Linked DNA regions of Homo sapiens: all the other regions are linked to region 1. A link is a loop called in an ENCODE intact Hi-C map of the cell type or tissue named here. Cell type or tissue: Caco-2. All regions are shown on one strand. Each heading gives the region's core, and the rest is flanking DNA. Links, peaks and the distances in the headings are about the cores only. Region 1 has its middle 200 kb from the start of LRRN1. Region 2 has its middle 200 kb from the start of LRRN1. Region 3 has its middle 32 kb from the start of SETMAR.

Evidence for each region. Peaks named below come from ENCODE experiments on the same cell type or tissue, not always from the same donor. Only the 100,000 strongest peaks of a DNase experiment are listed, where the experiment ranks them.
Region 2: a loop joins it to region 1, with 17 times the contacts of the local background. A loop is called at or near these places in 3 of 110 quality-filtered maps.
Region 3: a loop joins it to region 1, with 4 times the contacts of the local background. A loop is called at or near these places in 2 of 110 quality-filtered maps.

Annotation. Positions count from the first base shown.
Region 1 is chr3:3,597,741-3,608,553 of GRCh38, reverse strand. No RefSeq gene overlaps it. Among named protein-coding and RNA genes, the nearest start is that of LRRN1, 200 kb to the left of the region's middle. In Caco-2, for the core only: no CTCF peak of the experiment used is centred there; a DNase peak (open chromatin) is centred at 4,143.
Region 2 is chr3:3,993,368-4,004,180 of GRCh38, reverse strand. No RefSeq gene overlaps it. Among named protein-coding and RNA genes, the nearest start is that of LRRN1, 200 kb to the right of the region's middle. In Caco-2, for the core only: a CTCF peak has its summit at 5,837 (motif pointing right); a DNase peak (open chromatin) is centred at 5,830.
Region 3 is chr3:4,266,210-4,277,022 of GRCh38, reverse strand. It overlaps a transcript of SUMF1 not described here. Among named protein-coding and RNA genes, the nearest start is that of SETMAR, 32 kb to the left of the region's middle. In Caco-2, for the core only: CTCF peaks have their summits at 4,820 and 5,020 (motif pointing right); no DNase peak of the experiment used is centred there.

The DNA.
Region 1 (10,813 bases), core at 1,076-9,075:
CCCAGATATTTCGGCAGCAGGGACCAGTTTCGTGAAAGACAATTTTTCCACAGACCTGGGGAGGGGGATGGTTTCAGGATGCTTCAAGTGCATTACATTTATTGTGCACTTTATTTTTATTATTGTTATATTGTAATATTTAATGAAATGATTATACAACTCACCATAATGTAGAATCAGTGGGAGCCCTGAGCTTGTTTTCCTCCAGCTAGATGGACTCGTCTGGTGGTGATGGGAGACAGTGACAGATCATCAAGCATTAGATTCTCATAAGAAGCATGCAACCTAGACCCCTCGCACGTGCAGTTTACAATACACTTTGCACTCTTATGAATGTCTAATGCTGCTGCTGTTCTGACAGGAGGTGGAGCTCAGGTGGTAATGTGAGAGATTGGGAGTGGCCGTAAATACAGATGAAGCTTTGCTTGTTCAGTGCTCACCTCCTGCTATGTGGCCTGGTTTCTAACAGGCCACAGACCAGTACTGGTCCGTGGCCCAGGAACTGGGGACCCCTGTTGTAGAAAATATCAATATACATTTTTTGTTTTTGCTTCTTAAAGCTTACAGTTTTTTTAAAGTGCTACCTTTATTTTCTCTTTGAAGATTAATACATTCAAATTACACAGTTAATGTTATTGTAGAGTCCAATGTGAAATCTGTGCATTTAATATGGATATGGAAAGTATAGAATTCCAGTGGCTGATTTTATCCAGCTGGGAATATGTTCCCTTCAAGCTTGGGAGGGGTCACCCATCAAACAGAATTGAACAGAAAAACTAAGCATCCATCTTAAAAAGAAGACAAGGACTCACTAGCACTGCAACTCAGCTTCTGTGAGACTTCAGCTTTGGCCTTATCATCCCTCATTTCCCATTAAATAATTTCCTGTATTTCATAGCAATCCCAGGCTGTCTGCCTTTTGACCTTGGCTTCCTGAGGCTGCTGAAGTTGTGTGAAGATTCTGTTCATTTTGGGTCTCTAGTGAATTAGGACGTGATTCTATTCAGTTCATGCAACAAATGCCCATTGAGTGTTTCTGACTTTTTGGGCACTGTTGCAGGCACAGCAGGACTTATATTCATAACATTTAATAAGTGGTAAGGTCTGGGTACCAACCACCCTGGTACTAGAAGGTTGTCACAGAGGGTTTCCAGTGTGCTAGCCATTATTACCTTTAGTTGCTAGATCATAAGGATAACTGGAATATTCCAGAAGGTTAGGTAGCAGGGGCACTGAGGAGAAGTCCCAGGGTTACTGAAGCAATGATTTACCAATCGATACAAAATTCTTTCAATATCATATCATCCCATATGGCCCTATCAGGCCAACTAGTTGAAAACTTTTGGATAACTTGCTGCTGCCTGCCTAGCATTACCTTAACTCAACAATTCTTCTCTCCAGAGGCCCCTTAAAATTCTTTCTCTGATCAACAGGGTCCTACACAGTACACTCTTTGCTCTCTGCTTTCCAGCCACACTGGGTTTCTCTTATGTCCTGAATTTGCCAATTTTCCTCCCTCTAAAGGGCAGTAGTGCCTCTTGTACTTACATTCTGAATGCTCTTGGTTGACTCCTATTCTTTCTTCAGATCTCAGCTCAATAGTGGCTTCCTCAGGGAAGCCTTCCCAGACCTATCACTGAGGCAGGTTTCTTGGCTACATACTTCCCTAGAACCTTTTTCCTTCAACCGTCTTTCTACATTTTCAGTTTTGCATTCATGAGTGTGAATATTACAGAATTGAAAGGTCTGTGTCTGTTTTGCTCACCCCTGCGTCCTCTTCCACCTGGCACAGAGCATGGCCTGATGCTGGGAAATGAAAAAAAGAAAGAAAAAAAAATAAACAAGGATGGAAGGTGAAATGGGGAGTGTGGAAGGATGCTCTTCCTTCCCTTGCTGTAATCAGTCTTCCTCCTGCATCTGAGCAGGAACGTGGGGAAAACTGGGTAGGGGACTTGTCGGGTGGCATTTTGCAGTGTCATTTTATCTTCTGAGCGTAATTGCAAGAAAAGTGAATCCAACTTTAGCTGAAACATTCCAAAACAGTTTCTCTAGCCAAATGATGACTGATTTCTCAAATTGGCAACATTATCACAAACATGAAAAGGGGCTGCCCAGAACATAAGCACCTGTGCCTGCCTGTGCTCTGAAGAATTTGGTGAACAGATAAAGCGCCAAGATTGAGCAGAGTGTTTGGGGTGTGGGAGTGCATGTGAAGGTGATGTGAAGGTAATCAACAAGACATTGAGACTTGAGGACTACAATTTGTGGCTGATGAGTACGGGCTTGGCCTTCCACAATAATGAGGTTTCCTGGTAATTGTTTAATTTTATACTTGGTTTGGATACACAAACACACACACACACACACACACGCATGAATTTATGCTTTGGTGTCTCAAAATGGGCAATGAGAGGCCATAGGACTGTGTTCATGCTTATTTCTTTTTCCGTCTGTTAGCTTAGGATATTAATGTTTCTGTGGGAATTGTTACCGTGGTTGTTCCATGAGCATTTGCAAATTTGTACAGATATTCCTCCTTGATATTTCTTTAGTCTCTAACATTAGCGTCAGCACAAACAGTTGGAATAGTCAATATTACCCATCTGAGTGGAACAGTTGGGATGATATATGAACGTCTCTGGAGATTTTATTTAATGCATTACATTTTCAGTCCTAGAGGATATTTCAGAAAGGCATGGAGTGTATGGAGAGACATCTAAATGTAAAGAAGACCAAGTGTGAGTCACCTTGATTGAAATATGAATTCTGTTTGGGAGAAGGAGTATCTTATAGAGAAGGCACCTATAGATATAACCTTCTAGCTGACTTTGACCACTTTGAGAAAGACTGTGCTGAAATCTATGCTTGGAAATTTCTTCATCAGGACTTGAAAGCAATTGCTTAAGAAAGCCATGTTATCCCTCATGCTTCAGTTGGTTCTCAGAAAAAAAAAATTGAGAATGAAAATATACATAATGAATAGATTAACTGCTTAGCAATTGGGTTACATTGCCACGCTAACGCAGTGGGGCCCAACTAATCTCTTAGGAGGCAAGTTTCTTAAATACAGTGTTAGACCAACTGGAAAATTAACTAGGGTGTTGTCTGGAAAGATCTCATTTTCATCCTAAAACTTGCCAAGTAGAAATGAAAGAGGTGGCCAACAACTCATTTTTCAAAGCGTGTCAGCTGTTGCTGTACTTTTTCATGTAAATTATCTTTCCCAGGGAATGAAGAATTGAAAGGGTTTCTTAGGCATTAAAAACAAAACAGAACAAAACAAAAAATGCTGAGACATTAAACAAGACAGTGGTTAGCTCAAATGACAACTTCTCTAAATAACCTACCTTAATCCTTCTGGCCAAAATAATTCTCTCATTTAGTTTTCTTAACAGTTAGTTTTCTCTCTCTCCAATCTAATTCAAACTGATTTAGTTAAAAACAAAAGTCGGGGGTAGAGGTATTGCCACATACAACTGAAAATCTTAGGAGTGATGGTTCAGGCACAGTTGGAGTCAGGGGATCAAAAGATATCAGCATTATTTATTCAGTTTTATGTGCTCAATCTCTCACTGTTTTCCTCTGAACTGATACATTCTCAAGGTTTCCTCTCGTTGTAACACGATAGCTATCAGAAGCTATAGGCTTATGTTTTAGCCTCTCAACAACTTCCTTAGAAAGAGACTTTTCTTTCCTAATAACTCCAACAAAACTCCTAGAATTTAATTCCATCAGCTTGACTTGGGTCACATGCCTATTGCTGAACTAATGACCATGGCCAAAATGAATAGAATGCTGTGATTGTGGAGAGCTGAACCATACTCCACTCTTGGGATCTGGGAGATAGAGTCAACAATCCTTGGACCAAAAGCAGAGGAGGTATTGTTCCCTAAGGGAGAGTTAAGGTGCTCTTTTCAGAAGTAGAAATGGACACTAAACAGATGAGAGAGAGAGCAAGAGTATGTGTATGTGTGTGTGTGTATGTATATGTGTGTGTGTGTGTGTGTGAGAGAGAGAGAGAGAGAGAGAGAGAGAGAGAGAGGCGCTGTGATAGACTGCATTCCTGAGCCCTTCCTGTATCCATTAACTTTTCCATGAGACTGCAGCTCCTCCTATCAGAAGGTGGAGGATATTGCCCCACTCCTTGATTCTGAATTATTCGGTCATATGACTTGCTCTGGCCAATGAGATTTAGCAGACAGAATGCAAGCTGAGACTTGGAAAAGCACTTACGTGATTGGGCTCCCTCTTGCACCTGTGCTACCACTATGAGTAGTATGTACCTGGACTATGTCACTGGTCCCAGAGGAGAAAGAGAGACATGTGGAGGTAAGGTGTTCTCAGTCAAGCTCCACTCAGAGTAGAGGTCCCAGTTGGCTAAGACACATGAATGGATCCAGTCAAGATCAGTTGACTCATTTGTCACCCATGAAACATAGTAATTGATAGCCATTATTTAAAGTCACAGTGCTTTAGGGGAGTTTGTTAGGTAGTTATAGCTAACTGATAGATTTCTTGCCTCTGTAATATCTCCTATAGGGTTGATAATCAACAAGTATATACTAATTCTGATGTACCAGTGACTGTAAAATTGAATCAATTAGTAAATAGTCTCTTTCCTAAACACCCTGAGTGACCCAGAACCCTGGCCCCACTCCCAGCCCCATTGAATCTCCCTATGATCCAACAACTGAAAGAGTAATGCCTGGAATGCCAGGGGTCCTCCAACACCCTAATGCAGTTCTATAGAGAAATCCATTCTGATTGGTCAGTGCCCATGCCTTACATTTGTTAAAAATTCTGAATATAATTTCTGGTCATTCATGGACCTGACTCGTCACTCCATTAGGTTCTTAGCTTCCTGAGGTTAGTCTCAACATCTGGATCATCCTGAACACTTTTGGGCCATGCACCATGAATATTTGTTGAATGAATCCTGGATAGAAATATGTACTGAAGGAAATAATATGGTCTAGTGCGGTCATCAAAAAAGTTGAAGTCATTTGCGGCATGAGTTTAAGTGTCCAGGGAGTTAATTGGCAATGACTCATTGAATGTCAGAGGGGAGAGAATCCCTTCAGGGCATTTACGTATGTTCTCTTTTAGAATAAAAATGTTAGGGCTTATTTGAATTTTATTTATCAATACACCAAAAACTCAGTCATGCTTTTATTTTTTATTTATTTATTTTTTATTTTATTTTATTTTTGAGACAGGTTCTCACTCTGTCGCCCAGGCTGGAGTGCAGTGGTGTAGTCATAGCTCACTGCAGCCTCAACCTCTCAGGCTCAAGGGACCCTCCCACCTCAGCCGCCTGAGTAGTGGGACTACCGGCATATGCCATCACACCTGGCTAATTTTTTTTTTTTTTTTTTTTGGTAAAAAGGGGACTTTGCAATTTTTCCCAGGCTGGTCTCGAACTCCTGGTCTCAAGCAACCTGCCTACCTTGGCCTCCCGAAGTTCTGGGACTACAGACGTGAGCCACCACGCCTGGCCTCAGTCATGTCTTAAACAGAATTACCATCTTTCCCCTCTCTTTTGGCCTCCATCAAATTAATTGCCATAACTCTTCATTCCATGTTACCAAATATCTCCCAATTATTCATGCTCAAACACTTGAAATCTGTCTTCATGCACTGTGCTAGGAGTTCTGTCCTCACTGACCCGGGAGCACAGCTTCTGCCCAGAAGCAGCGACAAGTCTACTTTGGAGACCATTTTGACTTTGATTTCTTTCCTGCCCTGTTGTCTAATCTGCTACCAGACAGCCGACCTGCCACTCCTTCCTCCACAGGGTCTCAAATCTGTTCCTTCCTTTACATTCTTAATGCCCCCCCATTTGAGAGAGGCTGTGGTCACAGTGTAAACTGACTTGCATTGGATCCTTTGTGTTAAGGCAGGCTCCCCTAAACTTCTGCAGGAGCCACTTGGTTTCCTCTTCAGACTTCCACAGCTTGTAGATTCCCAGTCAGGAGGGTAGAAGGAGGTAGAGATTAATTCTGAAAACAAAATCCCCAAATGGGAGTACTGTATGGGTTGATTACTCCAACTTCTCCCAAGCATGGATGTCCAGGAGGGCTCTGGGCTTGCTCCAAGTTGTTTGAGATAACGAGATTTCTCTTCCCCAGCACCACACTTCTAGTGTTCCCACCAACCTCCTCTGCTACCATCTCAGAACTGGCCTCTCCTTTCTTGTTCTTACAAATGAAGCTTCTTGGCAAGAGTCACAGAGTACTTGTTGAAATTACGCACCTGCCACCCATTCTTTGGGCATGTGGCTTAGCTTATCTGAGATGTGGTTTATTTATCTTTAAAATGGGGGTAGGAGGGTGTAATAGTGAAGTTTAAATGACATAATTTATGTAATACACCTGGTATAGTGTTCGCATATAACAGGTTCTCTACTAAACTATTATCGTTATCCTTATCCCTACCATCTCTCCTTTTTATTAAGGCTTTCTATTTTGGCTAGAGAAAGTTGATTCAGTTTCTCTTTACTCTGGCCGAATATAGACTTAAATTTTTTTTTAACAGTAACAGTCTCCACACTTCTGTTAAAATATGCAATCCAAACCTGGCATTTTCTTAAATGTAATTTTCAATGTTACTCTGCCCGAGTGGTGGGAATGTTAGTTTGGGGCAGAGAACCTCAGCATCACTCTACAAATCACACTGCAGGCACTTCTTGCTGGTTGTGCATGCCTTGCCTCTAGTCGTACAAACCAGCTCTTGGACAATACTGTTATTCTTGGCCCAAACAGAAAACATTGGCACAAAAGAGTTGGAAGGAACCTGGAAGGTCATCTAGATTCTAGTCCATCACCCTACTGATGTTTGATTTTCTCTTAGATCCCCCAGTGCAAAAATTTGTCTTGCTCTTCTTGAGCACGGTGTTTTGAAGCATAAAGTCCATCCTTTGTCAGCTTTGACAGCTGTGAGCCATTCTTCTGTACTGAGAGTCCAAATCGACCCTCCTTTAACTTCCCTTCTTCTGCAAAGAACTCTTTCAATATAGATTGCAGAACTAGTGCGAGAACAGCTTTTCAACTACAATGTGGTGCTCCCATTCAAACCTTAGTTCTGAGATCAAATACACGGGAAAAGAACGGGCTTAACTATCATCAGTTATTCTAACGTGAACAATGATTTAGATGTTGGAAAATTATCAAATGAAAATTACAGCCAGGAAAAAAAAATCTCTAAATTGCTATCCACACTGAAATTCATGACTTTGGGATAGATATTGAGCTCAAATAGTCCCCAGTAGGAATATTTTCTGCTGCTTCCATTTTCCAAAGTTTCTTTTCTTCTTTTGCAGCAACATGACACAGCTCATCCTTGGCTTCCTCCAGGGAATGTGGCAAGCAGTGTTCATGTGGATGTGTCTGTCCTTGACACCAGGCTTCCAGAAAGTGTGAATGCAGCCATTGTTCTGAACAACACAGAATTCCTTGGAGTGTCTGGGAGGGGCAGGTAGAGAATTGTTGTAGAATTTGTTCATGTGGGAGTTGGGAGGCTGGAGAACTTTGAGCAGGGAGAGTTAAAACTGAGGTTAAAGTGAAGAGCCCTTTCTGAATATCGCATGGGAGCCCTGCTGATCTCAGTGGTGGCCAGATCATCTCAAACTAAGCCACGCCTCACCTTTGACTCTCTGTGTCCACAAGGCTGGTGTCTTGAGCCAAAAAGCCTAGTTGGTCTGAAATTTGGTAAACATGAGGCCATCCTTATCCATCTTTAGCAGTTCATGCTGGGTCCATCTGTGCCTTTTAACAGCACGCAGTTTACAGTGGAAAAGATGGATGTGTCTTAGTCCTAGAGGAACTTAGCTCTTTCTTTTTATGGGGTTTGTGTTTGATTTTCCTGTTGTTTTGTTTGTGCTTTTGATTTGTTTCCACCAGGTCAGCCTTAGGCCAAATTAGAAAGCTCGGGAGTAATGATACCTTACTTATACGTTGTACTTCATAAATGTTACAGTGTTTCTGCCCTTATGACTTGATTTTACTGGGCATTCACAAACCAAGGAGGCCAAGGCGGGTGCTACCTCGCTGCAGATTGTAGAAGAGCTGGCTGTTGCCCAGAGAGGCTAAGCAGTCGACCAAATAACACAAAGTAGATTAAGTGGAAGAGTGAGCACTAGAACCCAGGGATTCTGTCTTCTCATCCTGGGCTCTTTCCCCTTGGCTCCATCCTCAAACACTGCCCCCTTTTTGTTTCTAGTCCCAAGCATTCCCAACACACCCCAACCCCCGTTGTGCAGAGCCCCTGTCACTGAGGTCAGTCCGAACTACCAAGGCAAGCAGGTTCTGGATCTTTCCCTGAGCTTTTTCTCTATCACAAGTTCATACCAATTTAGAATTTCTTTAAGGCCTATTCTCTGCTATTAAATGATTTCAAAATATATAGGTAGATATATAAACAAATGTTTCTAGAAATAGGTCATGGGCTAATGAGTAAAATAGGCTACAGATGCAAATGCCTTAGGGACCAGGCAGGAAGTGCTAATGAGTGAGATAGGCTCGGTGACAACACTAGGAAGCGGTGAGAACTATGGCAAAATAGGGAGCTGTGCCTGGTCAAATGGAGTAGCCACTACTCAGCTTTGGCTCCTTGTGTCATGGGAGGAGGCAGAACTGAAGTTTTCAGATATTTCCATATGTTCTTTCCTCCAGGAAAACTGAAAGGCTGGACTTTAGTGTGTTCTTTTCCTATGCTGTTGACCCTTGAAAAACATGGGTTTCAACTGCATGCGTCCATTTATATGTGGATTTTTTTTCAATAAATACATTGGGAAAGTTTTTGGAGATTTGCAACAATTTGAAAAACCTCGCCCAGATGAACTGCATAGTCTAGAAATATGGAAAAAGTTAGGGAAATGTTAGGTATGTCATGAATGGATAAAATATATGTATGTACTAGTATGTTTTATCATTTAATACCATAAAATATGCACAAATCTATTATAAAACTTAAAATTTATCAAAACGTATTCGCACAAACACAGATCATGTGTAGTGCCATTTTCAGTTGAAAGAAATATAAACATATTAAAGATGCAAAGATGCAGTATTAAATTACAAGGCATAAAGTTAACTGTAGTACACACTCTACTACTGTCATAATTTTGTAGCCACTCCTGTTGCTATAGTGGTGAGCCATGTGATGCAGATCATCTCAATGTGAGCAGTCTCTCTCTCCAGTACATTTCATATCGCAGTAAAAAATGATCTCCCTTGGTTATCCCATATCTTTCATCGTGTTTAGTGCAAACCATAAGCCTTGAATAACACAATGGGATTCACACAAAAGGCCACTAGTGATACTGGAAACAGATGCAAGAGGCAGAGAAAAGTCATGACATTATGAGAAAATGTTTAATTGCTTGAAATGTACAATAGATTGAGGTTTGCAGCTGTGGCTGTCCACCATTTCAGACAGACAATTCATCTTGTAAACAGATGATATAAACTCCTGGGATTAACAAATACAGTACAGTAGTGTAAATGTATTTTCTCTTCCTTATGATTTCTTAATCACATTTTCTTTTCTATAGCTAACTTTATTGTAAGAATACAGTATGTAATACATAAAACATACAAAATAAGTGTTAACTGACTGTTTATGTTATTGGAAAGGCCTCTGGTCAACACTGGCTATTTGTAGTTAAGTTTTGAGAGAGTCAAAAGTAATAAGCGAATTTCAACTGCACAGGGCTCAAAGCCCCTAACCCCCACATTATTCAAGGGTCAACTGTATTTTAAAACATTGGGTAGACTTAACAAAAGCCCTGTGTGTGATTTGGCATGTCGCTGGCTGGTTTGTGTCCTCTGACCTGGGGAGACAGGAGAGGAAGGCCCTTTGCGCTTGGCATCCCTCAGGTACGAGTAGAGTAACAGCTAGCCTGGACACCATAGTTTGAGAGGTATGTAGACCAACTGGAACAACTTGGAGACAAGGGACCATGGTGTCGAGGAGACTCAGACACTTATGAGGAAAGGTGATGGAACTGGAGACATTTACTCTGAATGAGAGAATACTTGATGAGCTGTTATAGGGAAGATGCTAGAAAATTATTCTGCGCAGTCCGTAGGGTCCTTTCTCTTGTTATATCACCCACTACATTTTGGAAGCCAGGCTTGTCCCTTCCTTCTGTCCATCCTCCCCACCCCCCAACCCCCATTTTAAAAAAATTGTACTTTATGCACTCAGGACACATGGATTTAATTTTTTAAAGGTTAATTTCCTAGGGCGGTGTACGTAAAGATTATTTATAAAGGGCCAGATAGTAAATGTTTTAGGTCTCTGTTGCTCAATCGTTTTTTGTTGTTGTTATCTTAGTTTTTGTTTTTACAACTCTTTACTAATGTGAAAACCACTGTTAGCTTCTGGGCCTTATAAAAACAGATCCCAAGCCAGCTTTTATAAGTTGCTGACCCCTGCCCTAGACTGAGACCGGCTAAGTAGTTTAACAAATCAATTGGAGCATTTAAAAAATTCTCCTAAAACAGCAATACTATGTCCCACATAGTATCAATGTTCTACAAATATCAATAGGTGTTATAAATAAGAAAATTTTGGGGTCAAATACTTTTGCGAAACATCAGCTTATGCAAAGTTAAAAATTGTTTTCCCCTCAGAACTTTTAATATGCTAATCTGAATTAGGAATTTCTAAGAAAGACCGTTTCCAAAACTGACCATGGGGCTTTCTTCTGAGGAGCATGTGTATATATACACACACATATATATATACACACACACACATACACACACACACACACACACACACACACACACACACACACACATATATATAT
Region 2 (10,813 bases), core at 1,980-9,979, 390 kb before region 1:
TAGGATGTATGCCACAGAGGAAGGCAGGAACCATATCATGCAAGACTAGGTCATTCTAAGGGTGATGAAGGTTAGCAGGAGGAATATGATGGGAGTAATGATATCGACAACCAGGTGTTGGAAGAATTAAGAGATAAGGCAATATAACTAACACAGTCCCTGACATACAAAGCCTGCCTCCTCCCTCCCTCCCTCCCTCCCCTCCCCTCCCTTCCTCGCTCCTTCCTTCCTTCTTGCCTCCCTCCCTCCTTCCTTCTCTCCCTCCCACCACAGCTTTTCCTCAATGTCTCCCTCCCTGTTCACTTTCTTCCCCTTTCTTTGTACATCTGCACTGCTCAAATATAATCTCTGAAGAAGATGTCTAACTTGCTGTTGTCTGTTTACTTACCACTTTCGTGCCAAACTATAAGTTCTTGGAGGACAGGAAAGTTGTCTTTTATTTCTGTATAATAGCCACATTGCCCCCAGTACCTTGCAAAATTTGTTGAATCTGCTTTCCAAAATTTTGCTCCATGGGGAATGGAAATGATTTCCGGGAGTTAAGATGTATGAATGGATTAGCACGACCTCCTTGTTTGGACTGGAGAACCCTGAGTTGGTCATGACAACTACACTGGGAAAGCTGCAGTAATATGGTTGTTCCCATAAGAGCTCTCTAGTTTGCTATTAGCTTGGAGCCTGGTGCTAAATCTAGTGGGATTTGGGCAAGTCCCTTAATTTTTCTGAAGTTCAATTTTCTCATGTGTACAATTGAAATAATAATCTAAAGGATTACTGGGGGATTGAATGAAATAATATCCACCAAGCTGTAAGCACGGTGGACAGCTCTGAGTGACTGATAAATACTGTCTAGTATCGAAGGTGTTGTCCCAATTTCCTTCTCTTCCCCCATAATCATCAAACCAACTTTGGAAGCTATGGAAAAGCATGGGGAGCCTTTCCTCTACTGAAGTGGTAAATTCTACTCTTAGTGATAATTATAATATGAGCCTGGTGCTGGGAACAAAGTTGAATCACTTAACACCAACTCCTCCTGTTGGACCTTGCCTACCTACCTGTGCCTGATTTAATTTAGCTGTTTGAAAGCAAAGAACTTGTTTTATTTTTCTGTATGGTAAAGAGGATAATAACTTACCTAAGGTCACACATATAAATAGCAGAGGAGGCTTTGAGTAAAGATGTGGCTCATTCTGAAGTTCATGGGAACGGAAGAAAGCATGCTCTCCTAAGAGGCAAGAAACAAAATGTAGGCACTCTACTACTTACCTTGTCACCTTGGGAAAATACATTTATCCTCTTTCAGGGAAAGGACTACCTTTCTGATTCCCAGGCCAATGCCCTTTCTGTTGACCTTCTTGGGTTTCATTTTTCACATGTACAAAGATGTTGGCATAGCCTGACCCTGTCCTGCATTTTCACACCTACATGGTGATATACATGCCCCAGGCCCTTATTAGTGACCTGATTCTGTAAAGTGAGCTTTCTATTGAGAGATCCATGTGATTATTCCTAGGCACCGATCGCCACCAGTACTTGATAGAGTCACTCAATATTGCAAAGCAGTAAATAGAACAACTTTGTGTGTGTAGTTCAGCAGAGGAGATAACCTTACATTTCAGATTCTTTGCTTTTGTTCTCCCAGTCCTTCTCTAAACACCCTTCCCCCAGCCTTGCTTTTTCTCTTTCATCAGGTGCCTTCTGCTTTTAGTCCCATCTGTTCCTCCTTTTCCTCATTTTCTCTCCAATTGGGACCTGGAAGATATGAAAACATACATCTGAAATACAAGATTTGTTGCCTGGGAGAGATCAGAGGATTGTTTTTTTCTTTTCTTTTTTTTTCTTTAACAGCATGATCAAATCTTAGTTCTTTGCTGAAAACTTTTCCAGACAGGGTAGTTTCTTTGCTAATTAAAAGGTTGGATAATGAGCATTTAGTGTTCTGGTGATTAAGACCTCCTCAGCCTCACAGGTCAGTGCCACCTGAATTAATTGGCACCTTCTCAGTTGGGGTTCAGTTCTCACATTTTATCCTACCAAGAATGGCATTCAGAGCTCTCTGTAATCCACCCTCATGCAGTTTTCCCAGCCCTTCCTCCCTTTACTACACCACTCTCTGTTGATGTAGTGATTTAACCTCTGTCACCCTCTTGCTATGTGATTTGCTTCCTTGCCACTATATTCCCTATTTCCCTCTGACTGAAATGGTTTAGTTATGATTGTAGACTTAGGAGACAGTATGTATTGGAATCATTGGAACTAGCCCTGTCACACTAGTTGTTTAACACCTCAGCCTTTTTTTTTTTTTTTTTTTTTTTTTTTTTGTGACAAAGTTTTGCTCTTGTTGCGCAGGCTGGAGTACAATGGTGTGATCTCAGCTCATCGTAATCCTTGCCTCACGGGTTCAAGCAATTCTCCTGCCTCATCCTCCCAAGTAGCTGGGATTACAGGCATGCGCCACCATGCCAGGCTAATTTTGTATTTTTAGTAGAGACGGGGTTTCTCCATGTTGGTCAGGCTGGTCTCGAATTCCCAACCTCAGGAGATCCGCTCATCTCGGCCTCCCAAAATGCTGGGATTACAGGCATGAGCCACCACGCCTGGCCTAATCTCATCGATCTAACCTATAAAAAAGAGAATAATAACTTACTCACCTCATTGGATAGTTATGAAGATAAGATAGAGTATAAAGGGTTTGGCAGAGCGTCTGTCCTATGGTAAATGCTCGCTAACTGGTTAGCTACTATAATTTTCTATTTGTATCTATTCAAATCTCACTGCTTCTGCAAGTCTCCTAACAAAAAGTTTTGCCAAAATTTATTTTGCCATTGAAAGTAATGGCAAAAGCCACAATTTTGCACAAACCAAGAAGCCTTCTCTGCTTATCTTCCAGTCCAAGATTATCTCCTCTTCCTAGTATTCTTATTTTGTGACTTTTATAGAATCACTTGGTTGGTCTGGGTTTATGTTTAAAGTTCCTGACTACAGGTGAAATACTCTTGGAGAAAGAGACCTAAACTTCTAGCGTAACGCTGAGACACATCTTCATAGAATAGAATTGTTATTTTATGTCCCCAATTAAAGGGATTTTATTTTTGTGGATGTTTTCTTGGGTTGAGTGTTCTACTGATTTATTGAATGGTCTACTGATTTCTCATTATGTGAAAACTCCAGAGTCCTAGGTGTGTTTCTTCCAAGAGCCTAATTAATTCAGGCTGCTAAGGCTGCCACATGGACTCTGGTTTAAAGACTAGGCTATTTGGTGAGCAATTCTAAGTCCTATTTTGGAACACTAAGGTCATATACCTTTGGAATGCCAAATTACAAGATGCTTTGAAGGAACTTTTAGGGTAAATCACAATCTCATCCGTGTGCATCTGCAGTTAAGGTTTATAAAGAGAAGTTTGGTTCCTGATTTTCAGTAGCAGTATCATTAGTTTTTTAAAAACTACAGGAAATTTTACATGTATTTTGCCTCACAAATACCAACAATTAGGTCAGAATTCAGAAAAGTGGATTCTGTTTGCATAGAATTACATTAATTCTGCATTCTCTCATAGCAAAGTTGAAAGAGAGGATTAATCACTTATTCATGCAAAACCAATTCACATGAATCATTTATTTATCTTGTTCTGGTAATTTTGCAGAGCTCATTTTTACATGCCTCAGGTTGCAGATAAAGTGAAAACTCAGAGGGTGATTTACCCTCCACAATAAAGACCTGATGGCCGTGTAAACAGCATGCTTCCTATAGGAAATCAATAGGTAACCATGGAAATGACTCCACAATGGGAAATTCTATTTCTTTATGAACAAATCATCAAAAAGATCAATTGTAAGATGAAAAGGCTTTGCCTGTGCCCTATCTTTCGCAAAGGCTTTTGGTCTATGTAAAGAAGAAAATATGTGCCTTGGTGACAGTAAAGAATTATCTTAAAGCTGTATTGAGAATGAACATCACTTGTTACTTTATAAAGTTTGGGCTGAAATGTCTTGTCCTCCATTCCTGGAGGCCTAGCTAAGAAACTTATATCTAATGGCAAGAAGAATGTTCCAGAATACAGGATGCTTGAATTCTTGATCCAGCTTAATTTCTTTCTTTTTTTTAGGAAAAAAACAAGACAAAACAAAAAAACAAGGGTAATAATATCCAACGCCAAAGAGCCTTTGATAATTAAATAAGATAATAGTTGGTAAAGAATATAGTACAGTGCCCAGCACAGAGCAAGTGGAAAATGCTATTAACAGCCACTTGTACAGTGATGATAATTGCCCAAACAATATTAATCCCACTAGTAAAGGGTTTTCACATTACAGGTATTTTTTTTAAAACTTTCATCTTAGGTTCGGGGTACATGTGAAGGTTTGTTACATAGGTAAAGTCATGTTATGGGGGTTTATTATACAGATTATTTCATCACCCAGGAATTAAACCCAGTACCCAATAATTATCTTTTCTGCTCCTCTCCCTCCTCCCACCTTTCCCACTCAACTAGACCCCAGTGTCTGATGTTTCCTTCTTTGTGTTCATAAGTTCTTATCATTTAGCTCCCACTTATAAGTGAGAATATGCAGTATTTGGTTTTTTGTTCCTGCATTCATTTGCTGAGGATAATAGCCTCCAGCTCCATCCATGTTCCTGCAAAAGACAAGATTTCATTTTTTATGGCTGTATAGTATTCCATGGTGTATATGTACCACAATTTCTTTATCCAATCTGTCACTGATGGGCATTTAGATTGATTTCATGTCTTTGCTATTGTGAACAGTGCCACAGTGAACATTTGTGTGCATGTGTCTATATGGTAGAGTGCTTTATATCCCTCTGGGTATATACCCAGTAATAGGATTGACCCAGGCTAATTTCCAGCAGCAATGAGATCTTTTTTTTTTTTTTTTTTTCTTTTTGGGATGGAGTCTCGCTCTGTCGCCCAGGCCGGACTGCGGACTGCAGTGGCGCAATCTCGGCTCACTGCAAGCTCCGCTTCCCGGGTTCACGCCATTCTCCTGCCTCAGCCTCCCCAGTAGCTGGGACTACAGGCGCCCGCCACCGCGCCCGGCTAATTTTTTGTATTTTTAGTAGAGACGGGGTTTCACCTTGTTAGCCAGGATGGTCTCGATCTCCTGACCTCATGATCCACCCGCCTCGGCCTCCCAAAGTGCTGGGATTACAGGCGTGAGCCACCGCGCCTGGCCAGCAATGAGATCTTTAACAAGCAATTTCGTCTCAGTGGGCCTTGATTTCCTTATCTGTAAAGTGATCAGACGAGCCTAGGGATGGCAGTCTAATTTAGCCCATGGACAGATGGATGTTGCACGTATAGCATTATCTCACTTTCTCTTACTTGGAAGACATTACTAATCAATTGTAATCTTCTTTGTCACTGAGCTTGAACAGAGTCTCAAAATCCTTATTTACACATTTCTCCAGGCAGCTGCTGCCTATGGATCAGAGTTGTCATATGTAAAACATCCATTTACCTCTATGTGACCTTTAAGTTTTATTTAGCCCTGACATTACAAGAATCTGAAAACAAGCTTTAAGTACTGAATATTCATGTCTATTCAGCTAGTCTTAAGCAGACAATCCAACTAACAAGGATAGCACCAACAATAAACAATTATGATATTGTCTTTATTAAGCCAAATAAACTGTTTGATCTCATTAATGTCAAAATATTTATTTCAATGCTAAAGTTACTACTGAACCACTGACTGATAATAATGAAATGGTGTTTGTAGCACTCTGCTGCTGTTCACTTATCAGCTTAAGACACACAAGTAGCAAATCTGATTGCCGTTTTCATGCTTGCTCTTTTTTCAACAGTAGAGGGCAGCACAGCTATTTTTAAGTGTCGTCTTTGCGAGCCATTTGTGTGTGCCCACAGGCATTCTATACAATGGGTGCAAAGATGTGAGCTGTGGTGGGTTGCCATAGAAGAGTATGTTCACATGACAAAATAGCCTGCTTAATCAGATCTCTTGGATTGTGGTGTGGAATTTTCCTCTTTAGGCTTTCAGAAATTACCATTACCCTGTTAGTATTTACATGTTTCAGCATTTCATATTGATCCTTTTAATTTTGTTCTTTCTGTTGTTCTTTTCTTCCTGTTGTTACTTGTCTCACTTTAGAGGCAGTGTTATGTAGGTGAAAATATCACAGCTTTTGGCTTCTGAAGGTGTAGACTCTAATCCCAGCTCTCTTGCTAGCTCTGTGACTGAGCTGATCAGAATCTCAGAGCCTCAAGATTCTTTTTTAAAACAGATACAGAAATACACAATTGAGAGTTTTTAGCATGAAGTGGTGTTGAATTTTATCGAAGGCCTTTTCTATATCTATTGAGATGTGGTTTTTGTCATTGATTCTGTTTATGTGACGGATTGCATCCCAGGGATGAAGCCGACTTGACTGTGGTGGAGAAGCTTTTTGATGTGCTGCTGGATTCGGTTTGCCAGCATTTTATTGAGTATTTTCACATCAACGTTCATCAGGGATATTGGCCTAAAATTCTCTTTTTTTGTTTTGTCTCTGCTAGGTTTTGGTATCAGGATGATGCTGACCTCATAAAATGAGTTAAGGAGGAGTCCCTCTTACTCTATTCTTCGGAATAGTTTCAGAAGGAACGGTACCAGCTCCTCTTTGTACCTCTAGTAGAATCTGGCTGTGAATCTGTCTGGTCAGGCTTTTTTTGGTTGGTAGGCTATTAATTATTGCCTCAATTTCAGAACTTGTTATTGTTCTATTCAGGGATTTGACTTCTTCCTGGTTTAGTATTGGGAGGGTGTATGTGTCCAGGAATTTATCCATTTCTTCTAGATTTTCTAGTTTATTTGTGTAGAGGTGTTAATAGTATTCTCTGATGGTAGTTTGCATTTCTGTGGGATCAGTGGTGATATCCCCTTTATCATTTTTTATTGTGTCTATTCAATTCTTCTCTCTTTTCTTCTTTATTAGTCTGGCTAGCCATCTATCTATTTTGTTAATCTTTTCAAAAAGCCAGCTGCTGGATTCATTGATTTTTTGAAGGTTTTTTTTTTTTGTGTGTATCTCTATCTCCTTCAGTTCTACTCTGATGTTAGTTATTTCTTGTCTTCTGCTAGCTTTTGAATTTGTTTGCCCTTGCTTTTGTAGTTCTTTTAATTGTGATGTTAGGGTGTCGATTTTAGATCTTCCCTGCTTTCTCCTGTGGGCATTTAGTGCTATAAATTTCCCTCTAAACACTGCTTTAGCTGTGTCCCAGAGATTCTGGTATGTTGTGTCTTTGTTCTCATTGGTTTCAAATAACTTATTTATTTCTACTTTAATTTTGTTATTTATCCAGTAGTCATTCAGGAGCAGGTTGTTCAGTTTCCATGTAGTTGTGTGGTTTTGAGTGAGTTTCTTAATCCTGAGTTCTAATTTGATTGTTGCATTGTGGTCTGAGAGACTGTTTGTTATGAATTCCGTTCTTTTGCATTTGCTGAGGAATGTTTTACTTCCAATTATGAGGTCAATTTTAGAATAAGTGCAAAATGGTGCTGAGAAGAATGTATATTCTGTTGATTTGGGGTGGAGAGTTCTGTAGATGTCTATAAGGTCTGCTTGGTCCTGAACAGAGTTCAAATCCTGAATATCCTTGTACATTTTCTGTCTCATTGATCTGTCTAATGTTGACAGTGTGATGTTAAAGGTATTGATGGAACGTATCTCAAAGTAATAAAAGCTATTTATGAAAAACCCAAAGCCAATATCACACTGAATGGGCAAAAGCTGGAAGCATTCCCTTTGAAAACCGGCATGAGACAAGGATGCCCTCTCTCACCACTCCTATTCAACATAGTATTGGAAGTTCTGGCCAGGGCAATCAGGCAAGAGAAGGAAAGGGTATTCATATAGGAAGAGAAGAAGTCAAATTGCCTCTGTTTGCAGATGACATGATTGTATATTTAGAAAACCCCATCATCTCGGCCTCAAATCTCCTTAAGCTGATAAGCAACTTCAGCAAAGTCTCAAGATGCAAAATCAATGTGCAAAATCACAAGCATTCCTATATACAAATAATAGACAAAAAGGAAGCCAAATCATGAGTGAACTCCCATTTACAATTGCTACAAAAAGAATAAAATACCTAGGAATACAACTTACAAGGGATGTGAAGGACCTCTTCAAGGAGAACTACAAACCACTGCTCAAGGAAATAAGAGAGGATACAAACAAATGGAAAAACATTCCATGCTCATGGATAGGAAGAATCAATATTGTGAAAATGGCCATACTGCCCAAAGTAATTTATAGATTCAGTGCTATCCCTATCAAGCTACCATTGACTTTACTCACAGAATTATAAAAAAACTACTTTAAATTTCACATGGAACCAAAACAGAGCTCCTATAGCCAAACAATCCTAAGCAAAAGGAACAAAGCTGAAGGCATCACGCTTTCTGGCTTCAAACTATACTACAAGACTACAGTAACCAAAACAGCATGGTACTGATACCAAAACAGATTTATAGGCTGATGGAACAGAACAGAGGCCTCAGAAATAACACCGCACATCTACAACCATCTGATCTTTGATAAACCTGACAAAACAAGCAATGAGGAAAGGAATCCCTATTTAATAAATGGTGTTGGGAAAACTGGTTAGCCATATGCAGAAAACTGAAACTGGACCCCTTCCTTACACCTTATACAAAAATTAGCTCAAGATGGATTAAAGACTTAAATGTAACACATAAAACCATAAAAACTCTAGAAGAAAACCTAGGCAATACCATTCAGGACATAGGCATTCGCAAAGACTTCATGACTAAAACACCAAAAGCAATGGCAACAAAAGCCATAATTGATAAATGGGATCTAATTAAACTAAAGAGCTTCTGCACAGCAAAAGAAAATATCATCAGAGTGAACAGGCAACCTACAGAATGGTGGAAGCAATCTATCCATCTGACAAAGGGCTAATATCCAGAATCTACAAGGAACTTAAAGAAATTTACAAGAAAAAAACAACCCCATCAAAAAGTGGGTGAAGGATATGAACAGACACTTCTCAAAAGAAGACATTTATGTGGCCAACAAATACATGAAAAAAAGCTCATCATCACTGGTCATTAGAGAAATGCAAATCAAAACCATAATGAGATACCATCTCATGCCAGTTGCAATGGTGATCATTAAAAAGTCAGGAAACAACAGATACTGGAGAGGATGTAGAGAAATAGGAGCACTTTTACACTGTTGGTGGGAGTGTCAATTAGTTCAACCATTGTGGAGGACAATGTGGCAATTCCTCAAGGATCTAGAACCAGAAATACCATTTGACCCAGCAATCCCATTACTGGGAATATACCCAAAGGCTTATAAATCATTCTACTGTAAAGACACATGCACATGTATGTTTACTGCAGCACTGTTCACAATAGCAAAGACTTGGAACCAACCCAAATGCCCATCAATGATAGACTGGATAAAGAAAATGTGGCATTATATATACCATGGAATACTATGCAGCCATGAAAAAGGATGAGTTCATGTCCTTTGCAGGGACATGGATGAAGCTGGAAACCATCATTCGCAGCAAACTAACACAGGAACAGAAAACCAAACACCACAAGTTCTCACTCATAAGTGGGAGCTGAACTATGAGAACACATGGATACAGGGAAGGGAACATTACACACTGGGGCCTGTCGGGGGTTGGGGGCTAGGGGAGGGATAGCATTAGCAGAAGTACCTAATGAAAATGATGGGTTGATGGGTGCAGCAAACCACCATGGCACGTGTGTACCTATGTAACAAACCTGCACGTTCTGCACATGTATCCCAGAACTTAAAGTATAATTTAAAAAAAAGAAATGCACAGTCTTCTCTGTCATCTCATCGTGTTGTTGTGAATATCAAATGAAATCAATATATGTGAAAGCATTATTGAAATATAGGTTTTAAAAGTAATAGCCAATCTCTTTATGCTATTATTGCTAAGAGTCATGCTTTTAATTCAAATGAATTACACAAATAATTTTTAGGTTTTATTTTTGAATTGTAGGATGGCATCTGCCAATGGATAGATTTGACTGCAAGGCATCCTGAGACATCCTTGGCCTGGAGGATGCCTTGTTGGGAGCTGAAGTGCAGGAACTGATGCAGCTGTAAGGGCGAAGCCATGAAAGGGTATGGCTGGTATCTACAGGGTTTATTGAGAATATTCACTTTATTCTCAATAAATACTAATACTGAGCTTAAACCTATCAGACCTAATATCCCCTCTTCCCAACAGACATTTTGTAGTGCCCTTCTTACTCTCACAGATAATATAACTTGTAGGTAATACAATATCTCTACATACTTAATTTCATATAGAAAATAAATTAATATAATGCCCTAATTTTTATATAAAGGTTTAAAAGTGTAAAATAATTAAAAGTAACATAATATGTAGTTAATACCTAAGGGCTTGAGCTTGGTTACACTAAAAGACATAATAAAGTAGTCAGATGCTTGTAGCTACATGAAGAATGGAAACTGCAAATGCAGACCGTTACAGGAGCTTTGTACTTGTCACTCAAGTAGCAAGAATGTCATTATAGTGTTGGTGAAGTGATTTTCAGGGTGGTGAACAATTTTTGGTAAAGTTTCCTCCCCATGATTTACAGGCTAGAGACTGTCCTGGAAAATTAGTTGCATATTAAAACTTGCTGCAAAAAGTACTTTGAGATTATGTGTGAAACAGTTAGCTTCTAGGCTCAGATACTAACAGAGAGGTTTTCCATCTGTGTGAGTGTTCGAGAACACAGTACAACTAATCCTTGGGTGGATTACACAGTGCATTCATTG
Region 3 (10,813 bases), core at 1,432-9,431, 670 kb before region 1:
AAAATGATGTGTTTGATATTTTACCTCATCTTTCTTTCCTTTCCACCATCCCCATCTTCCCTCAGAACATCCTGAAGGCTGAAAGTGTGAACTTATTTAAGACAGTGGGAGATTATTGTGTCCAGATCTATATACTTATTTTGTCAAGGTTTTTAAACATTGCTGTATTTTACAAAATTATGGTTTAAATGACTAATAATAAAATGCACAGTATGGGAATTTACCTAGAAAATAAAAAGCCACTAAAGAAAGACATACATTACAGGCATAAAGCCTATGAAGCCATATTTGGAAAACAGGAAAACAAAAAGAAATACCGTAGCTTGTTGTTCCCAAGAACCATAGAAAATTTATGATATGGCACAATATGACTGATTCCTGGAATCAATTATATCTTGCAATAATAAATTGTGGGGTTGAGAAGGAACTGATAAATCATGTGCATTTTATAAAGGAAGGAATGAGGAGACCCCAAGAACTTAAGACCACCATCCAATGAGTGGTGGAGCTGGTGGTACAAATGATTTTCAAAGAAATAATTTCTTCTTTTAATGGAAACAAGGCTACTTCTACAACAGAGTATTGGAATATTCTGCTGATTTTTAATTACGCTCAAAACTTGTACTTTGTCATAGTAAAAGATAGTTATATTTTGAATATAACAAAGCATTTTGAGAAATCAGTTAAACATATTATGTCTTTTTAGGCTATTTCTTCATTTAAATCAACATGCATATTCATAATGTGCTGCCTTATAGCCTCAGTTTTAGGAAATGCAATAAATATTATTATCTGTCCATTCCCACAGCAGTTAATCATGCCTGTTGTCCCCTGTAAAATATCCCTTCAAATCTCTTATCAGAGAATGATGCTGGGCCATGGGGGTGGATTTCTGGACAATAAATTTCCCCAGGGAAGATGGAATCTGAGAAAAATTAATGTCTTGTGCTTGAACTCATGAACTTGGAACCACACAGATCAGGGCTTGAGTATTTTATTTCTTATGGATAGGTTAACCAGAACTACAGAGAAATGAAACTGATTTGGGAAATTAGCCTTCTAGGAGTTAAAAAAATATTTTTTAATGATCCAGGTTTTCTTAGGATTCTAGTATGTGAGCAGAAACAGGCCAATATGATTATTTTCTGCTACTGTTCTAAAGCTCGTGCTTCTGCTAGTTCTGACGCTTGTACCATAGTTGCTTGGCTAAGTGACATTTACTGACTTCAGCAATAGTGTCCTTATGTAGAGAACATTGTAGGTTACCTACTCAACTAACTTTTTGCTTTTGTCTTCTTCCCGAGAGAATTCTGATTTTGTCCAAACATCCATCTCTTCTCCCCAGAGCTAAGTACTTTGGGAGAAGTTGGCCTCATCCCCAGTTACAGCAGATAGGTCCTGAATAGACTAAGCTGGTGTTGACTATTCCAAAGGGATCACCAGTGATTGGTTTAGGAGTGACATGTGTCTTGTTCTGACAAATAAGATGTGAGGGAAGGTCTGCTGGGATGGAGGTGGGGAGTTCTGGGAAAGGTTTTCTTGGTCTTATGAAGAATGCACCAGAAGAGACCATCCCTCTTCTGCCTCTTGACATTGCCCTGTTGAATGTTATATCTGGAAGTAGTCCATTTTACTGCCATCCTAAGGATGAAGCCAACACAGAGGAGAGAACCCATATCACAGAGGGAAGTGGTGCCCCAATCATGCCAACTCTGCAATTTCTCTGCCTGTGAACATCTCATATTGTATATGAGACAATACATATTATTTCAACAAACTAAAACTGTGTTTAGAGCTGAAGTCGTTCTAACTACTTCATTTCTTGCTTCTATTATTCTACCACGATCAGGTCTTTTTCTAATTTCTCATAGCGCAACCAAGGGCAGACTATAAAGAAAAGAATGTACAGTCTGGAGGCTAATTTTCAACTGCTCAAAAACCCAGACCAACCCTAGGGTCTGTTCCTAGGTTTGGGAGACACGGAGATGCATCACAGAACACTTCTGATGGGTAATGCTTGCTCTGGAGATGCCCTCTGGTGTGATCAGGGCTTCATCAGGCCTGTTTGACATTTGGACTTTTTCCTTTGTCCAGTTCTGCTTCCTTGACCCTCCTTTCATTGGTGTTATTCCGTAATAAATATTTTGACCCTAAACACTGTCTTGACAGCTGCTTCTGCAGAATTCAACCTGTGATTCCAGACCAGCTTCCTATTACCTGGTCTAGTTTTTTCTGTCAGTCTAGATTTTTATGAATTTTCGTCTCCTAAGCAGGGTGACCAGAGAGAAGCTTTTTATTTCCAGAGATTCATTTTCAGCTGCAGGAAAAACTTCTTCCCAGGATGTTTTACAGTGGGATATTCAGTTTTTTCAGGGGAAAACCTATCCCTATTCATAGGGGCAGAGTCTGGCTGCCTAACTCCAAAAAGACAATTGCAAAGTAGTCTGATATTTTTGTATTATCTTGTTTATATAGTCTTACCTATGTTTATCTTATTACCATCCTGGCTGATTTCAGATGAATGGCTTAATCCTCTTAGCCTCTGCTTTCTTATTCATTAAATAAGAATAATGTCCCTCCACAGAATTGTAGTTAGACTAAGTGACATAATATATAACAAGTACAGTGCCGAATATAGTATGCTTTCAGTAGAGCTTAGATACCTAGGTCTTTTCCCTCCCCATCCTCACTTCTCCCTTTGCCCCCTACAAATTTAGTTTCTTGGTGAAATTGGGTAAAAGTGAACATCAAGGGCAATCTTGAAAAGGGAAGTTGGTCAAACATGGTATTATTATTAAGCCTAGGTATATGTGTAGAAGGGAGGAAGAATAGTTTTGTCAGACTGATGAAGATGGAGATTTTAGACATACATTGAAAGTGTATATCTTAGAGTGGTTTGTTTGTTTGTTTGTTTTTAGTATGACTGGGCAGTCTCCTACCAGCTGCTTTAGGGAGGTAACTATCATACTGTTTATGGGCCCTGTTTATATTGAGTTTTCCCCAAAGTGAATTTAGATGCTAAACATTGAGGTCCAGGGACCTGCTGATATGACGTATTCTGACAGATGCAGACTAGGCTATTATTTTAACCCCATATCCTATGTTTAGATTAAAAAAAAGAAACAACACTGATCAGAGTCGGCCACCAGGAACATCATGACCTGCCCTGCCTTCCCATGCCCTCCCTTGCCATGCCCTCCCCTCCCATGCCCTCCCCTCCCATGCCCTCCCCTCCCGTATCCTCCCCTCCCGTATCCTCCCCTCCCGTATCCTCCCTCCCGTATCCTCCCTCCCGTATCCTCCCTCCCGTATCCTCCCTCCCGTATCCTCCCTCCCTTCCTTCTTTCTGCTTTATTGAGTATAATTTACTTAATGTAAAATTTACTCATTTTAAGTATATAGTTAAAAGATTTTTAGTACATTCACAGAGTGGTGCCATCACAATTCAATGTTGGAACATTTCTATGATCTCCAAAGATTGCTCATGACATTTTCAGTCATCCTCTGTTTCCGCCTTCAGCCTCAGGCAGTCGTTGATCTACTTTCTGTTTCTATAGATATTTTTCTAGACATTTCATATAAATGGAATCATATAATATGTAGTCTGTTGCTTTAGGGTTTTAAAGCATATTTTGAAGTTCATTCATGTTGTAGCATGTATCAGTACTTTGTTCCTTTTTATTGCCAAATACTATTTCATTCTATAGGCATAACACATTTTGTTTGTCCATTCACAAATTGATAGAACTTGGAATGTTTCCATTTTTTGCCCATTATGAAAAATGCTATTATGAACATTCCTGTGTATGTGTTTGTGTGGACAAACATGTTTTTACTTCTCTTCCATCTAGGAGTGGAATTACTGGACCATATGGTAAATTCTATATATATATATATGTGTGTGTATATATATATGTATATATATATGTGTGTATATATATTTATATATATGTATATATTTTGGAGACAGAGCCTCACTCTGTCACCCAGGCTGGAGTTGCAGTGGCATGATCATAGCTCACAGTAGCCTCGAATTCCTCCTGCCTTGGCCTCCTGTGTAGCCAGGACTACAGGTGCGTAACACGATGCCTCGCTAATTTTTAAACTTTTCTGTAGAGATGCTGTCTGGCTATATTGCCCAGGTTGGTCTCAAACTCCTGGCCTCAAGTGATCCTCCTACTTTGGGCTCCCACAGTGCTGGGATTACAAGTATGAGCCACAGTACTTGGCCCATATGGTAAATTTAATTTTTAAAGAAACTGCCAAATTGCTTTCCACCGTGGCTGCATCATTTCGTATATTTATTACCTTTGATTTTTGTAATCATTGCAAGATTAGTTACACTTTTTGCCACTGTGTTTTTTAAGAAACAGTTATTAACGGCAGTATAGAATAATTATGTAGCAGACACTGTGATGCCACACCCAGGTTCTCCCTCAGGTCTGAAAGGTCTGCTCCTCCCGCTTCCAGGTCTGCTGCTACCTGATAGTTTCCTTGTGTCAGCCCCCGTCAGAAACTGTTCTTAGAGGAAGAGTCACCTTGCTCAGGGTCATAGCTCCTTGTCCAGGGCCATGGACAGCCTGTATCCAACGGCTGGTTGATGTGAGGATGTGAAGGCCTAGTCTTCTTGTCCCAACTCAGAACAATTCCGAAGGTCCAGCCAGTTTCAGAATTCTCTGTCGGGTCGATTAAAGCCCTTGTTGGAACCACATTACAGCCCAGCCTCTGCGTTTTCCTCCAGTCCGCCAGAGAAAGGGTTGATCCCGAGCTTTTCCTAATGTTTCCTGCACAGTATTGTTCATCTCTCAGGAAACCAACCTTGAAAACAACAAATCGCTATCTTTTAAATATTACAGATTACATTTACACTTGCCTTATTAAGTAGATTTCCCTACTGGCAAGAATCAAGAATATTTTCTTGAAACCTGAAGCCAAATTCCAGTCCGGGTCAGGAAATCAGCTTCTGTTATCTCAGTATCTACCAAGAGAGGGCAGTCATGTAGTGAGATAAAGAAGAATTTAATTATGACAGAGATTCCCAGCACTTTGTTCTTAAGAAAAAATATTTTTTCTTGGCTTATCTTACATCAACCAGAGGCTATGTAGGAATAGTCTTCATTTGCGTGCTCTAAGAGAAGCAGAATTCCGAGGAACTCCTTTTTAGGGACACTTCTGAGCACAAGCTATGATTTTAGTTTTTAATTAATGTTTAAATTGATGGCATAGACCAGGTTGGCTCATTCTTGTAATCCCAGCACTTTGGGAGACCAAGGTAGGAGGATAGCTTGAGGCTAGGAGTTTGAGAGTAGCCTGGGCAACAGAGTGAGACCCCTGTCTCTACAAAATAAAATTAATTAGCTGGGCATGCTGGCATGCTCCTGGAGTCCCAGCTACTTGGGAGACTGAGGCGGGAGAATCACTTGAGCCTGGGATTTCAAGACTGCAGTGAGATGCCATCACGCCACTGCATTCCAGCCTGGGCAATGTTGAGATCCTCTCTGTATCTATCTATCTATCTATCTATCTATCTATCTATCTATCTATCTATCTATCTATAGATAGTATAAAACATTTGAATAGAGTAGATTTTTAAACATTCAGTCAAGGATACCTCATGAAATCAGAGAATGTTAGACTCCAGAGTTTATCTGGCTTGACCTCCTTATTTGGTAGGTAAAAATATATGGTGCATAAGACATGGAGTGGTTGGCCCAAGAACACCAAGGAGAAACAAGTCTGAAATTTGGTCAAATGCCTTTTTATTATACCTTGCTCCTTTTCTTGTATTTTAGGACTTTGGTTATTTCTAGTTTTTCAGGAGTTAAAAACTTTTCCTCATAAAGAAAATCACTGTTGAGATCCTGATGAAATGTGATTGGTGGTGGGTATTAGCACAATCGATCAGACTGACTATAGCACTTTCAGTGACTTTGAGTTTGATGTATTCTAGGACTTAGTTTTTATCCTTTGCGTTTCAGTTATTTCTAATACTACCATTAACAAACGTTTGTGAGACATGTAAGTATTCAGACTTAAGTGTTTTCTCTTTGTTGCCTTCACAAATAGCATACTGCAGTCAGAGCTAATTGACCAGTTTCCGTTTTACATGATTTGGTTTCACTTTGTGGTCTCTAAAACTCTTCTCCTGGGTGAAATGCTATTTAAGAATACCAAGCCCTTTAGGGAAGTTCCTAACAAAGTGAAAACCAAATAACCATTCCCTTCATCTTTGTTAATATCAATATTAAATTACCTAACTTTTTTGCTTGGCAAAGCCAGGAAATATCCCATTCCAGACCTGATTAATTTTTAATACCAGTTATACTTAGGGAGCACCCCACATGCTGGTATCCTTTGTTGAAATCTGAGGCAAAGTTTAATGCTATTTTTTGACGACCTTCTTCTTCCCATAAATTGAAGTTCCCCTTACACTCAATTCCTTTTGTCTCTGTAAATATATACCCTTGTTATGGCAGAATCCTTAAGAATTAGGAGTTGTAATTATAAATTCATTGCTTATTAAATGATTTAAGCTTTCTATTTACCTGTATCCTTTGAATTTAAGTGGGTGGTGTGTGTGTGCGTGTATGTGTGTGAGAGAGAGAGAGAGAGAAAGAGAGAGAGAGCAAAGAGAGAAGAGAAGTGAAAATAAGGGAAGGGAAAGGAAGAGAGAAGAAGGAAGAGACTTTCCCTCTCTTGATCTCCCTGTTTGTTTTCTTGCAGATGGAGACCTGGGACCACTTTATCACCTATAGTCAGTATTACTTCAGTGCTTACTTCAGTGCTTAATTATTTCAATACTGAGGCTCCTTTATAAGGAGCCCAAGGTCATTGACTCAGCATCAGTGTATCATCAATTTAGTTTCCCTGATAGTCCGGCTCTGACCCCAGTTTCTTCGTTTGTTCCTCCTGAACCGTGGGTAAATGACCTACCTCTTCTGGGCCTTGGCTTTCTTATACATAAAATGTGATTAAAAATACCTTATTTGTAGTACTTCTGTGGGGACTAAATGAGATGGTAGCTGTAAAAAGCTTAGGACATAAGTCACTTAATACATGGTATCATTACTTCATCATCAGCTCTTCACCTTCAAAAAGTTCCCTCTTGTAGACTGTCCTTACACAGAGTGCAGGTAGCTAAGAGCAGCTTGTATTGTATACCCTACATTTTCTAGTCTGTCCAGAGAAGGATGAGAATTTAATAGGGCCAGATCCTCAGAGGGATGCATTTCTGGTAGAATTTTGTGCATTAGTAGTTGAATGGAAGTGCCATTGTGAGCTTCATGGCTTCCAATATTATTCCACTTAAGGAATTGGCCTGTCTTGCCTTTGGACTGTTGGGTTTTGGGAAATGTGAATTTTTGATTATCAGGATAACAACTCACCCATTCATTCTTTCTTTCCCCCGCTTCTGGTCTTTGTTAACTCTCCTCTGTCCTGTAGTGCTGCCTTATCTTCTGCAAATACCAAGTAATTTGGAATATGGCACTTTGGTTAAGATTGTTTGATATTTGCATGTATCTGCTAAACACGCTTTAATTATGATTCATGACTAGCTCTGGATTAAAATTGTATTTCTGAATTTAAGGTTTAAAAAATTGGAATGCTATTATAGGCCTTTGGTAAGTTTGTGTTGCTAATAGTGAATTATGAAGCGCAAACATTTCTGAGATACAATCCTGTAATTCTTTCATTCTTTGGGATGGGGGGAGTGGGGAGGGATAGCATTAACATGTTAAATGACGAGTTAATGGGTGCAGCACAGCAACATGGCACATGTATACATATGTAACTAACCTGCACATTGTGCACATGTACCCTAAAACTTAAAGTATAATAAAAAAATGATTCTGTGTGTATAAAGATCAAAAGACAGCCAAAACACATCTATGGCAGTGATTATTTTTGCTGTACAGCAGTATGAGGCAAGGATCATCACTGATCTGGGTGGTGTTTCCAGAGGTATGTTCACTTCCCTTTCTGTATGGTTAAAAAGTTACTTTAAAAATTAACACTTAAAAATATGTTTAAGACCATATTTTAGACCTATGAACAGTTTCCTTATACTACCGGAGCATGCTATGATTTGCAACTTAAGTGAAAGCATATATATATGTATATATACACACACGCACACACACACACATTCACTCTAAATGTCTTTTTTAAAGGTATTTTTTTTCTGTCCTGTGATGCTAAAATTAACTAGAAGAATGCATTAAGTAGCTAAGTGGAGAGTGGTTGAGTAGAAAATGCACATGATTTAAAGTTAATTAGATACGGGTTCAAGTTCAGTCTTTGCCATTTATTGGCTACTTAGCACTGGATAGATTTTTTTTTTAATCTGAGTTTCTGTGTATGTAAACAGGGGAAGTAATATTAAACCTGGTTGCTATTGTGATCATGGGAAGTAATAGAAGTATGTTTCTGAGTATGTAGTAGTGTTTCCTGTGCCAACAGAAGCTATCACACAACTGTGTAAACCTATCATTAAACATTGATCTGAAAAAAAAAAAAAAAAAAGAAAAACATTTTATTTTACTATGTAAAAGCAAATTGCGGGGTTTTATTATTATTTTTTCTTTTTTTATTATACTTTAAGTTTTAGGCTACATGTGCACAATGTGCAGGTTAGTTACATATGTATACATGTGACATGCTGGTGCGCTGCACCCACTAACTTGTCATCTAGCATTAGGTATATCTCCCAATGCTATCCCTCCCCGCCTCGTCATCTAGCATTAGGTATATCTCCCAATGCTATCCCTCCCCTCTCCCCCAACCCCACAACAGTCCCCAGAGTGTGATGTTCCCCCTCCTGTGTCCATGTGTTCCCATTGTTCAGTTCCCACCTGTGAGTGAGAATATGCGGTGTTTGGTTTTTTGTTCTTGACATAGTTTACTGAGAATGATGATTTCCAATTTCATCCATGTCCCTACAAAGAACATGAACTCATCATTTTTTATGGCTGCATAGTATTCCATGTTGTATATGTACCACATTTTCTTAATCCAGTCTATCATTGTTGGACATTTGGGTTGGTTCCAAGTCTTTGCTATTGTGAATAGTGCCACAATAAACATACGTGTGCATGTGTCTTTATAGCAGCATGATTTATAGTCCTTTGGGTATATACCCAGTAATGGGATGGCTGGGTCAAATGGTATTTCTAGTTCTAGATCCCTGAGGAATCGCCACACTGACTTCCACAATGGTTGAACTAGTTTACAGTCCCACCAACAGTGTAAAAGTGTTCCTATTTCTCCACATCCTCTCCAGCACCTGTTGTTTCCTGACTTTTTAATGATTGCCATTCTAACTGGTGTGAGATGATATCTCATTGTGGTTTTGATTTGCATTTCTCTGATGGCCAGTTATGGTGAGCATTTTTTCATGTGTTTTTTGGCTGCATAAATGTCTTCTTTTGAGAAGTGTCTGTTCATGTCCTTCGCCCACCACCGATCCCACAGAAATACAAACTACCATCAGAGAATACTACAAACACCTCTATGCAAATAAACTAGAAAATCTAGAAGAAATGGATAAATTCCTCGACACATACACTCTCCCAAGACTAAACCAGGAAGAAGTTGAATCTCTGAATAGACCAATAACAGGAGCTGAAATTGCGGTAATAATCAATACTTTACCAACCAAATAGAGTCCAGGACCAGATGGATTCACAGCCGAATTCTACCAGAGGTACAGGGAGGAACTGGTACCATTCCTTCTGAAACTACTCCAATCAATAGAAAAAGAGGGAAACCTCCCTAACTCATTTTATGAGGCCAGCATCATTCTGATACCAAAGCCGGGCAGAGACACAACCAAAAAAGAGAATTTTAGACCAATATCCTTGATGAACATTGATGCAGAAATCCTCAATAAAATACTGGCAAACTGAATCCAGCAGCACATCAAAAAGCTTATCCACCATGATCAAGTGGGCTTCATCCCTGGGATGCAAGGCTGGTTCAATATGCACAAATCAATAAATGTAATCCAGCATATAAACAGAACCAAAGACAAAAACCACATGATTATCTCAACAGATGCAGAAAAGGCCTTTGACAAAATTCAACAACCCTTCATGCTAAAAACTCTCAATAAATTAGGTATTGATGGGACGTATCTCAAAATAATAAGAGCTATCTATGACAAACCCACAGCCAATATCATACTGAATGGGCAAAAACTGGAAGCATTCCCTTTGAAAACTGGCACAAGACAGGGATGCCCTCTCTCACCACTCCTATTCAACATAGTGTTGGAAGTTCTGGCCAGGGCAATTAGGCAGGAGAAGGAAATAAAGGGTATTCAATTAGGAAAAGAGGAAGTCCAATTGTCCCTGTTTGCAGATGACATGATTGTATATCTAGAAAACCCCATTGTCTCAGCCCAAAATCTCCTTAAGCTGATAAGCAACTTCAGCAAAGTCTCAGGATACAAAGTCAATGTACAAAAATCACAAGCATTCTTATACACCAATAAGACAAACAGCCAAATCATGAGTGAACTCCCATTCACAATTGCTTCAAAGAGAATAAAATACCTAGGAATCCAACTTACAAGGGATGTGAAGGACCTCTTCAAGGAGAACTACAAACCACTGCTCAATGAGATAAAAGAGGATACAAACAAATGGAAGAACATTCCATGCTCATGGGTAGGAAGAATCAATATCGTGAAAATGGCCATACTGCCCAAGGTAATTTATAGATTCATTGCCATCCCCATCAAGCTACCAATGACTTTCTTCACAGAATTGGAAAAAACTACTTTAAAGTTCATACGGAACCAAAAAAGAGCCCG